Linked DNA regions of Homo sapiens: region 2 is linked to region 1. The links are chromatin loops, found by intact Hi-C in ENCODE. Cell type or tissue: PC-3. All regions are shown on one strand. Links, peaks and the distances in the headings refer to the core of each region. The heading gives the core; the rest is flanking DNA.

The links. Hi-C counts contacts between places; a loop is a spot of excess contacts. Peaks named below come from ENCODE experiments on the same cell type or tissue, not always from the same donor. Only the 100,000 strongest peaks of a DNase experiment are listed, where the experiment ranks them.
Region 2: a loop joins it to region 1, with 4 times the contacts of the local background. A loop is called at or near these places in 1 of 110 quality-filtered maps.

What each region holds. Positions count from the first base shown.
Region 1 is chr18:67,861,589-67,867,983 of GRCh38, reverse strand. The region is part of intron 3 of DSEL-AS1 (DSEL antisense RNA 1); the gene reads right to left. Among named protein-coding and RNA genes, the nearest start is that of LINC01903, 50 kb to the right of the region's middle. In PC-3, for the core only: a CTCF peak has its summit at 3,139 (motif pointing right); a DNase peak (open chromatin) is centred at 2,813; H3K27ac peaks cover 1,064 bases.
Region 2 is chr18:67,728,356-67,734,750 of GRCh38, reverse strand. The region is part of intron 1 of DSEL-AS1 (DSEL antisense RNA 1); the gene reads right to left. All of the region lies in intron 1 of LOC105372173 (a long non-coding RNA gene), which reads left to right. Among named protein-coding and RNA genes, the nearest start is that of LINC01903, 83 kb to the left of the region's middle. In PC-3, for the core only: no CTCF peak of the experiment used is centred there; DNase peaks (open chromatin) are centred at 1,460, 2,730 and 3,670; H3K4me3 peaks cover 641 bases; H3K27ac peaks cover 3,145 bases.

The sequences.
Region 1 (6,395 bases), core at 1,086-5,085:
CTTTCATTTATAAACATTAACATTTTGAAAATAGTAATACCTTTGCACACATGAAGAAAAATATAAATACATACTATAAATCAGTAATTTCTATAAAAATATAGAAAGTATGTGGGTAACTTGCTCTGGTATCCAAATCTAGCAAATACAGAACCAAACATTTTAATTTACAATTTTTCGCTCATTCCTAAAGACCAGCACAAATTTTAGCATGGTTAACTGAAGATGTAACATTCATTACATTCTTAATTATAAGAATCATGTTTTTTAAAATGAACTAGGATATATGCAAATTAGGATTTAACATAGTAATATCTTGCATTAACACTACCAAAAAACAAAAAAAAAGAGTTATCAATGACTGTTATGTAACGCAGATTCTTTGAAAAGTAAAGTATATCTTAATACCTGTAGTTCAACTATGTCGTTACAGGTGATAGCAAAGCTACATGAAGAATGGAAATTATTCCTTTTCATATGCAATCCAGTGATCTCTTATTTTTAGTAGACTAGCATAACTGCAATTAATTTTCTCTACTAATAGTTCAATTTAAGATAAACTGAAAATTTAAATCTATAGATCAAAGAAAGAGCCTAACTCAGTCATACCTAACTCATAAAGTAGACTATGCCAATGACTTTAATTTTAAAGACATCAGCGGTTTTGCTCTGAAACATGACATACAGTGTTATCAGTTGTAATCATTGATTCAAAGTGAGCTAGACTTGCAGGTAAGCTATTTTGTACTCATAAGGGACAATATGATTTAAATTCCATGCAAAGGGAAAGATAAATCTAAAACATTACTCCATAGCAAAATTAATTATTATTCCTTTGGGTGCTTACAATGCCAATATTTCCACATTATATTAATTTAGCTACCAATATAAATATTTCTAGCTGCTGAAAATTAGAATTAAAATGATGGAATATCTTAAGGCCAAACCATAAACCAAGAAAACAAATAAGGTAGATAAATATGAGTCCTCTGAGTTTCTGCATACCGTCTGCCTCTCACTGCACACCTCCTCTGCTTCTGCCTCTCTCACCCTGCTCTTCCTCTCCTGCCTCATCTGCCCAAGCAAATAGAATGGAACATTCTACAGTCACATGATCCTTTGGATTGTCAGTGCAAAACACAAGAGGTAGGCATATTTATTTGGCTAGCTTTATGTATTTATTTTTAATCTACAGACTAATTTTTTTAAAAGCCATAATAAACACTTGGATTCCAAATATAGTATTTTGTTGAATACTGCTCCAGATACATACTATACAAAGTAAAAATTTGAAAATATCTCCGAACCATAACAATAAACATAATAAAGTAATGATATAATATCTTAGAAGGTGTTAAGAACAAAGGAAGGAAACAAGACAATGTAAAGGCAATGGGAACCATGGGTGATTGTTGTTAATATTTTTAAAAGGAGCAATCAGTGTTGGCCTCAATAGGTGGGTTGTGATTGAACAAGGACTGGGGTCAGGTGAGTGAACAAACTATTTGTAAGTGTGGGGACAGATTTCTTCAGGCAGAAGGCTATCATGTCCATGGCTGTGAGGAAACAGCATGCCTGTTGCAGGCCAGGCAGAGGAGACTGGAATGGAGTAATCGGAGAGGAAATATTTGGAAAGTTCATTTAGCTTTTAGTATAGAAACAGAAAACCATCGAAGGGTTTGAGAAAAGTGCCATTAGCATCTGTCTTTCATTTTAATAAGATCATATTGGCTGCTGGTTTAAGAAGACACTGTGAGCGACAAAAGGGGGAGCAGTGAAATCATTTGTAGGGGACATTTGCAACAGTCCATAGAAAGTATCTTCTAAGCTTGGATCTAATTATCCAGGGTTTCCAAAGTGATGAGATTCTAAATATTTTGAAAGTTGAGTCAACAGGATTTATGGATCAGATAGATTTGGATGTGAAAGAAAAAAGCTAAGAATGACGCTATTGTGTGTTCATTATGAGGAAAATGAAGTATAAAACTCTATCAGGTCACATTGAGGAAACCAGATATTTAGCCTTGGGTATGTTAAGATCAGCATGTTCAAAAGAGGAACTGTTGCAGATTTCACATAAGCAGCAGAATACAGACTCGAGTTAACAGGACTGGTCCATGCTGACATACCAACTTGAGATATATTTGAAGATATTTCTAGAGAAGATCAAGGGAATAAATGTGGATATAAAATGGGAAGAATTCAAAGACTAAGCCCTGGGAATCACCACAGTCAATTAAGAGAAAGTAAGGGAAGCACCAAAGGAAAAATGGGAAGGGTAGTGGCGAAATAGGAGGAAAGCCATGAAAGCATGGTCTAGGAACAGTATTGTAAGGAAAAGGAAATAATCGGCACTGTTAAATAAGGCTGAGAAGTTATGGAAAGGTTACGCAAGAGGGATACTGAGAATTTACTCTACATTCAGTCGTTGTCAGTTATTAGGGGCTTTTTACAAGAACAGTTTTAATACAGAGATAGCAGGGAAAGACTGGAAAATCAAGAAAAAAAGATGGATCTGGTGTTAATGGGGAGGTCCAAGAAGTAACTTTTTATATGAGAGCAATATTCAAATGCAGATGAGGGTAATCCTGAGGATACCAGGGACAGAGGAAAATAGTTGTCCTAATGCCCTGAAGAGGTCAAGATGGGACAAAGCCATGCACAAGTGACTCACAGGTTTCTTAAAGAGGAAGGTTCTGAAAAGATAAATGTGCTGAAAAGAACTGCTTAGCTGTTCAGGAAAACCAAGCCATGTGGACTTGGTAACACTTGTTTTTGTTTCTGCAGTATCTAAATTCTTTTACATGCAATAATACTGATAATTTGTTGTGTGTCATACTTTTATATGACTTTTCCCCATCTCAGGAATGTGCTGTCTCATAAAAAAAAACAAGAGGGAAGATGTACTATATGGCACTAATGCCAGTAAGTGAGAAGTTGTGAGTTGGGGAGGTTTTGAAATTTATTTTGTGAGAACTGGAATTTTCTTACTGAATTAAGAAGCAACGTCAGCCCCTGTATGTAAGAGTGGTGAAGAGATGTGAGAAAACTGAGGAAAAAGGAGAATGACTAATATAGCCATTAAAAAATATAGAAAAGCAAACTCAACAGTAACATCAATGACAGTTCAACAGGTGGCACCAACTTGCAATTTATGTTTCTCAATTTCATTTTTCTCTAGCCAAGTAAAGGTACAGGTGCAAAATAGGAACAGATTTGGGACATAACGAGGGTCTATTTCTTTTTCCCCCAAGAGAGTAGCCTCCCAACAATAATATCAATCTCAAATATATCATGATAGGATCCAGCTGTATTTTCTTTTTTTTTTTTTGTTTTTTTTTTTTTGTTTTTTTTTTTTTTTTGAGACAGAGTCTCGCTCTTTCGCCCAGGCTCGAGTGCAGTGGTGCAATCTCAGCTCACTGCAAGCTCCGCCTCCTGGGTTCACGCCATTCTCCTGCCTCGGACTCCCCAGTAGCTGGGACTACTGGCGCCCGCCACCACGCCCGGCTAATTTTTTTGTATTTTTAGTAGAGACAGGGTTTCACCGCGTTAGCCAGGATGGTCTCGATATCCTGACCTTGTGATCCGCCAGCCTCAGCCTCCCAAAGTGCTGGGATTACAGGCGTGAGCCACCGCGCCCGGCCTCCAGTTGTATTTTCTTGCACATATTAACTGATTACATACTTATATACACACACACACGCACACACACACACACACATTGTGTACACACTATTGATTCAAACATCTTTTTCGACTTTTATTTTAGATTCAGGGGTACATGTGTAGGTTCGTTACATGAATATATGGTGTGATGCTGATGTTTGAAGTATGATTGATCCCATCACCCAGGTAGTGAGCATAGTACCCAATGGAGATTTTTAAAAATCTTGACCCCTCCCTCTTCCCGATAGTTTCCGGTGTGTATTGTTGTCATCTTTATGTCCACGAGTACTCAAAGTTCATCTCCCACTTATAAGATATAACATGTGGCATTTAGTTTTCCATTCCTTTATTAACTTGCTAAGGATTATGGCTCCATCTGCATCCATGTTGCTGCAAAGGATATGATTTCACTCTTTTTTATGACTGCATAGTATTCCATGATGTATATATAGCAGATTTTCTTTATCCAATCCACAGCTGATGGGCACCTAGGTTAACTCCATGACTTTTTTACTGTGAATAGCACAGTGATGAACACACAAGTACATGTGTCTTTTTGGTAGAACAATGTGTTTTCTTTTGGGTATATACCCAGTAATGGGACTGCTGGGTGGAATGGTAGTTCTGTTTTAAGTTCTTTGAGAAATCTCCAAACTGCTTTCCACAGTGACTAAACTAGTTTACATTTCCACCAACCGTGTATAAGCATTTGCTTTTTGCCACAGCCTTGCCAGATTCTGTTGTTTTTATACTTTTTAATAAAAGTCATTCTGACTGGTATGAGATGATATTTCTTTGTGGTTTTGGTTTACATTTATCCAATGAGTAGTGATGTGATTTAACTTGTAGAGGATCAAATATAGTGTGTGTGTTTGTGTATTTTTAAGTACTACTATTATGCTATGGGCTTTATTCTCAAGTTGTTTATTTGGTCGTTTATTTTTCTACCCAAGTTATAGAAGGATGAGCTAGTTGACTATTATTATGCAAATTAGCAAATGTCAGAGTTCATGATTCAAAACAAAAGAGTTCTTTCATTTTGAAAGTGTGTTTCTTATTTGTGGGCCCAATTTTAAAATAATATTAGCTACAGGTCTATCTGAAAACATTTTACTTTTATAATGCTTCACATAACATGGTAGAGGGAATTTTCTGAAATATATACATAAAATTTTAAAATAATGTGTTATTTAGGAAAAATATGTGGCCTTAATAAAGCTGGTGTTTTACTTTAACCAGGATGAGGTTATTTACATTGAATCATCAATATTTTGACAGTTTGTTATTTCCTACATGCAGATGCTAGTTTACCCAATATGGTGGTTTCCTTTAAAAAAAAAATTCTCAGCTGTAGAAAAAATACAATTTAAATAAGAGTATATCACTCCCTTATAATTATGCCAACATTACATGAAGCAGAATAAATGGAACATAATAAATTATTTCACATAGAAGGAGTATTCCTGGATGAAAATTCTGATAGAGATATTTGAATTTAAAATCTAAGAGTATTTACTAAAAAACTAAGGTTTTAGATATATTACTAAGTAACATTACTAAGGTTTTAGTAAGATTACTAAGAAAGGAAGGTGATCGGGTCAAGGGAATGATAGCTATATCCATTTCTTAGAACTTTTTTATTAGGTTGGTGCAAAAGTAATTGCTGTTTGGCCATTACAATGGTTTGGCCATTACGTTTAATGGCCAAAACTGCAATTATGTTTGCAACAACCTATATAGTAAACTCAATCGAGTTTACTAAAATCAAATTTATTGGATTTGAATTGCAAAATGATAACAGTCTACATTCCAGTAGTATTAAAATTTACCTTGCATCATTCTTTACCATTCCTGTTTTTCTTTTGTATTTCTTTCAAATCTACCAGCTCACACAATTCCAATATCTTCTGGCATACAAAATCATATATTGATACAAAAATAAAAGGATTTGCATATTTTCTTTATTGCCCTGCATTCATTCCATTTGTAGCAAGTATGGAATTTGAAGTTACTTTGCAAATAGTTCTGTAGTGAGCCTGATGTCTAACATTCCTTGAATTTTTTTAAAGTGTTATTTTTGGTATTACCATAGAACAGAAGACTGAAATATGTTAAACAGAAGTTTTTAAGACCAAAATAAAGTGCCTCTGTCTACCACATTTCCATTATAAATATCCTAGTTCAGACTTATATCTTAGATAATGTTGATAATAATTAATGTTCGGCTATTACTTCAGGAAAAATTAACATATCAAGTTTCAGTAAAAGTTACCATAAGAAAACCTTTAGGAGAAAAATTTGTACTTACTATTAGTGAACCAGTGTCATAATGTTCCCACCTAATCATCAAATGGTGCTACTCAACATATCTCAACAGTAAAATCAATCTCAAATATATAATGATGGAATCAATTCACATTTATTTCCTTACACATATTTTACTGGTATATACATTGTGCACACACTTCTAATTCAAATGTGTTTCTTATTTCACTTACTTTTTATTTATATGGAGGACCAAAATAGTGTGTGTGTATGTGCGTGTGTGTGTGTATGTGTGTGTATTTTTCAGTGCCACAGCTGTGCTACGGGACTTTATTCTTAAATTTTTGTTTGGTTCTTTATTTTGTTCTTGTAAAGCATGTAAATATTAATCAATAACAGTATATGTAAACTGTGCAGTTTAAACTTATCTTCATATTTCATAAACTTGGCACATTTTTATTACT
Region 2 (6,395 bases), core at 1,367-5,366, 130 kb after region 1:
TTCATTATTTGAAATAGCCAAAAAGTGGGAAAAACTTATGACTGGATTAAAAACAGGATAAACCCATACAATGGACTATTACTTAGCAATAATACATAATGAAGTATTAACACATACTACAACATGGATGAACCTTGAAATCATTTTGCTACATTAAAAAAACAGATTAAAAGACCACATTTTTTACAACTCTGTTTATGTAAAATTTCCAGAATAGGCAAATCTGTAGAGACAGCAAGTAAATTAGTAGTTGCCAGGGTTTAGGGCCAGAGGGAAATGAGGAGTGACTATGAATGGGCACAGGGTATTTGGAAGGAGGTGATGAAAATATTCTTGAGTAAATAATGGTGATGATCGCACAATACTATGAATACGCCTAAAACCATTGAATTATACACTTTAAATGGGTGAATTTTATGATGTTTGAATTAATCCCAATTAAGGTGCTATAAAAAGTAATGTAAGAAGAATTTAAAAGACACTTGCTATACATGCTAAATAGAAGATTCAAGAAAAATGCACAAGCTACATGACTTGACAGTCATACCACTTCCAATAATGAGAAAACACTGGCCATGAAAACTGAAGGCCTACACTTCTATTTCTAGCAATGGCAGTGGGGGTATTTTGGATGAACCCGTAAATAAGAAAAATGTTTTGAATTGATAGGGATGTTTTGAAAAATCAAGTTCTTAATGTCATTAAAGAATTGACAAAATACTAAGAACTATTAAGCTAAGGAAGAAAACAAAAATATAATAGAGAATTAGAGTCAAGATTTTGATGTGAGGCACTAGGATGCTGAAACTACTTTTCCTCTAGAGGAACAGCAGATCCCAACAAACTTGGGTTTAGTATTTAGTTTTTCTATAGAAAGAATGGTAAATAGGATAAAAGGAAAAAGTCTGATAATGTGAAGTGTTAGGAGATAGAGCAACAAGAACATGTCTGGTGAAAGTGAAAATCAGTAAAGTCATTTTGCAAAACAATTGTTGAGTAAGTAAAGACTTACAGCTATACATAACAACACAGATGAATCACTAGTGCAATTTTGGGAAAAAGAAACAAACACAGAGAAATGGGTACATCTATAGTTTAAATTTTCAAAAGACTACAATATTATTTAGTGTTATATACATATTTGTGAAACAATTTTAAAAAGAGCAATCAAGCAAAAAATGCATTTAAACAATTTAGGATAGGGTTACATCTGTAATAGAAGAATTTAGCCACATTCAAATTGATTTACATGGCGAATCATTGATACTTGCTATTTAATAATTAGCAATATATATAACCTAAGGCACACATTACTTGTATTAATGCATGTCTAGCTACATATAGTAATTTACATTATAAATGAATAAATAAACAAGTAAAATGATGACACTGACTGTCTGAAGTACCTGCCAAGTTTCTTGAGTCTTGCAACAACTTTGCCTCCACCCTGCATGTGCACTAGAACAGTTGACTCAGCTCTGGGTTTTTGTCTCATGCTGAGCCACATGAGGCTGGGAGTTAGGAGTCATGTTAACACCAGATACCCATCGAATAGGGAAGTTTATTAACTCTGATCAATAAAATGAGAAGTATCACCTTGTAGTACACCTTTGCATTTTTCTGGTGTTTTAAGCTCTTACTTGGGTTCTGTAAACTGTCTTAGCACCCCCATATTTATTTTTCAAAACATTTATTTTTCAAAATATGAAAAATAAATATCATATATGTGTATACACAAAAAACAAAGATGTAAAAGCAATTCATATATTTGTATACACAAAAAAAGTAAAAGCAATTTGTATACACAAGAGACAAAAATGTAAAAGCAAATGTAAAATAATTGCTTTTACATTTTTGTCTCTTGTGTATACAAATTTATAAAATTTCAGCCCCCTAAAAATCCTAAAGAATCTGTATGCAGTTGATTGTTTAGATTTAGATAAATTCCCTTACTGATTTACATGTCCAACTATAGCATATGATTGTATTACCTTAACTATTTCTCCTTTAGTATAACACCCACTTAAACAATGCCAATTGTTTATTGACATGAAAAATATCCAAATATAATTTAGGCACTATTTACCACCTAAACCTTCTTTGGTCAAGAAAGGGTGGGCTATTTGTTTTGGCAAAATTACCCTAAATGTCAATAAAATTTTGATAGTAAAACCTAACAGGTACATATGTGTTAAACCCAAATGTACTAGGTTTCTGACTTTTATGTGCGTGACACCCATCTTATAGGGACATTTAACATGTTGATTATATCACTCTAGAATATTTGGATTTGATATTCATGTTTAAATAAATCATCAGTAAATTTACCTAGCATGATTTGAGAACGTGTTCAAATCAAACTTTATTAACTATCTTTATTCCAAATATCAATGATTGAATTGATAACATAGAAGTCATTGTGAGAACATGCTCAGTTGTACAGAAATAGAGCCTCATGGTCACTAACCTGAACAAAAACTTTCAAAGGTAAATAAAATGTTGAAATGCAGTATTTAGTTGAATTATAAAGTTTAGCTTTCAAAGCATTGCATTATTCAAGAAGAGAATAGATTATGTTACAGAAAATTGTAGGTGACATTTTAGATTAAGTTGTAATTACATAAATATTCCATCATGGTCAATAAAAGGTAATGTTCAATGCTCATCAGCAAAATATTTTTTACAAAAACAATCTGATTAGTCAGAACTGATGACCTAATGAGTTGGAGCTCTGAGCAATTATCGTCCTGTTGTTGATGGATGTCCTAATGATCCAAGGTTATGCTAAAATTACATTGTAAGAAAACACAATGGGAAATTCCACTGTGCTTTCAGTATATTAAAATGACAGGCAAAATTGCTTTATTTGTAGATATTTGCCTTGTAATATAAGGCTCTATCCTTAATGTATTTGTACAATATAATAATGTATATAAAATGTAAGGCTACTTACTAGAATTAGAGACAAATAGACTACTAATTGGTAATATGGTCATAAATAATACTTTGTTATTTTATCTGAAAATTTAGTTACCAAATTCAAATCTTGCCTCTCTTCCCACAAGTTAACAGTTAACAAGTGCTTGCCCAAAATGTATTAATACACAGCAAGGAAATTTTAAGGTATTTATTTTAATTGTTAGACAATTCACCCTTAGATTATTCTTTATGTTTAGTTAAAACATACTCACAATTTTAAATTTATAGATTTTGTTCTATTCTATTTGACAACATGAGCATAACCTATTTTTCATGCACATGAGTTCCCTGTTGCCTTTTGAAATTATTTTCTCACATATGGTACAACTCCAATTAATTTGTTAGTTATTTTGTCTTACCTTTAAATTATTTTTATCCCCATTATTAATCATCGAATGAACTTCAATTTACTAATATTGAGTTTAATATTTTTGTTATTCCTACATTTATTTTTTTCCCATCTTTCTGTGTTATAAGAAAATGCAGAGACCTTGACGCTTCATGTAACCTATCCGGAGGGAAAGTTCGCTTTTGATTCCAAAGTTGAAGAAATCCTATCAAAACTTAATTCCTCCCTTGAAATTTCACTTCTCTCAAACCCTCTTGACAGAATTACTCATTATTTCAAGCATGACACTCATAAAAGACAGGAGATGAATAACATTCTGTTGATTCAGAACTCCCGATTCCACAGCACCCTCCTGATCTTATGACTCAAGTCAGCAAACTAAATCACTTCATTCCTTGTATTGTTAATATCACACTCACTCCAAAATTGTTTGCTCACAATTTTAATGCCTGGCTTTCAACAGTCATTCTCTATCCTAGGTTTGTTGATGTTTAGAAGGTACAATTGTCTAGGCACACCATTCATTCTCTACTTAACTCTACAAATACCTGGAACTTCCTTTTTTTTTTTTTTTTTTTTTTAGATGGAGTCTCGCTCTTGTCGCCCAGGCTGGAGTGCAGTGGCACCATCTCGGCTCACTGCAACCTCCGCTTCCCGGGTTCAAGCTATTCTCCTGCTTCAACCTCCCGAGTAGCTGAGATTACAGGCGCCCACCACTACGTTGGCTAATTTTTTGTATTTTCAGTAGAGATGGAGTTTTACCGGGTTAGCCACAATGGTTTCGATCTCCTGACCTCGTAATCCGCCTGCCTCAGCCTCCCAAAGTGCTGGGATTACAGGCGTGAGCCACCGCGCCCGGCCAAATACCTAGAACTTCTTAATCCCAAAGATGTTACCCTGTACTCAACTTTAGCTAACCATCATTTATACCCAAAACAGTACTCAAGATCATAAAAATCAAACACATCTGTGAGTAAGATCCTCAACTTACACGCCTTTTACCCATCCCAACAATTTCTGTCCATTGGGTTTTCTTACATTGTGTTTTCTCCATATATACATCTGCCTTTTAACCTTGACTTTGGCCTAATCTTTTGATATTTCTGTTTATTTTGTAATCTCTAGGCAACCTCTTTCTTCTTTTACTTGTTTTTCTAGACTACCATTAGTCAAACATAATTTTCTCCCACCACAATTTTCTTCTCTTTTGTACTATTATTTCAAAATATCAACCAAGCAAAACAATAGCTTTGATTACAACACTAAGGAGTGCTATCATATAATATTTTTATACTATAAAAAGTATGTATGGTATAGTTTTTCATATAAAGTGTTATATATAAGGTTTATATATGGTATATAAAGTTTCATATATAGTTTTAACTATATATAGTATAGATTTTATACTCAAAAAACTAAAAAATGCTACAGAATAGTATACATCATGTCTAGTAATGGCAAAACAGTTTCAAGGACTTCATATTCAGCTAGATAATCTACACTGCTGAACATCCTTTAATTTTTATTTTGTCCATGTACCCAGAGAGCTGAGATATCAGGGCAGCCACCCACCCTGATATTAAAGATATGTACCTCTAGGGAGAGATGGGGACATCAATACTGATTCACATGGGGACAAACATGAGAGGAAGAGAGGCTGTCATGTGAGCAACTAGAAATAATTCAGTAAATTTGTATTTACTTATTTATTTTTACCAAATTACCAGAAGCTAAATATAAGCAACAATGAGATCACAGAACCCCAGGGAGTTGCAGGCAAAAGTGAAGTTGGCATCCAGTCATGTACTCTTCTCTATGGATCGTCACATGGTAGAGTCAGCCCTCTGTACTTGCCAATGCAGAACCTGTGGATACAGATGGCCAACTTTTCAATCATGGTTGAATCTGCAGATGCAGGAACCTGCTGATACTGAGGGCTTACTAGGAGACTTGGACATCCATAGATTTTGTCATCTGTGGGGGTCCTGGAGCCAACTTTCCCTGGCTGAGAATCCAAGAGATGACTGTACTTACAGCAAAAGATTAGAGAAAGCTACTCTCTATAATAAAAGTTTGAAGGAAAGAGTGGATACCATAATGAGAAAAATAAGATATCTTACATATATTCTTCTACTAGTAGAATACAGATCAAAAATTTTAGTTTTGATGGGGAAGGAAAGAAAACTTTACCACCTCCAGGAACGAAAAAGAGAACAGGGAAGAAAAATATCTACCCCTGGGTAAGAAAAAGTATATCATATTGAGTAGATACCATTAGAGATACCCTGCCACTGGGCGCAGCTCAAGATTACTGAAAAAGTACCTCCTCCAAGATTTAGGACCTTCCTAAACCTGAGGCTGAACTATGACAACAGATAGTTTTGTCTTACCCTACCATACTAGCAAGCACTGAGAAACAAGCAAAACAGTTTACCGCTAAAAAGGGGACAAGAGCATAAAGAAAGACCCTCTCTTAGCTATAGGTTTAAAGGGATAGCTACAAGCTGAAGGTGAAGGTGACAATAAGAAAAATTATATGATAAACAGATACCACTCTAGGAACAATATAATGCTAGAATAATTTGAAGATACTAGTTTATTGGAGGAAACCATCATAATAACATAACTAACTCATAGCTCAACTCATGATTGAACTCAAATATGTACCCCACACCTTTTAAAGACATAGCAGAAAAAAAGACATGTCCATTTTCAAGCACAAATACACACGATATCTAACCATCAACAAAAATTTTCAGAGAGATACAAAATTAAGGAGGAAAATAGACAGGAAAATCTACTATCGATAGACAAAACAATCAATAGGACCTGACTCAGACATGACTCAGATGCTGGAACTATCAGCCAGGAAATTTAAAATAATGATGATTAATATGTTAAAGGTAGTAGTAGAAAATGTGGAAAATGTGTATAACATGTGAGGAATTTCACCAGAGGTGAAAATAAGTAAATGGAAATACTTGATTAAAAAAATATAAATAAAATTAGGGAATATTTTTGACAGGCTCATCAGTAATCTTCTATTGTACTGAAAACTTTTAAGTTA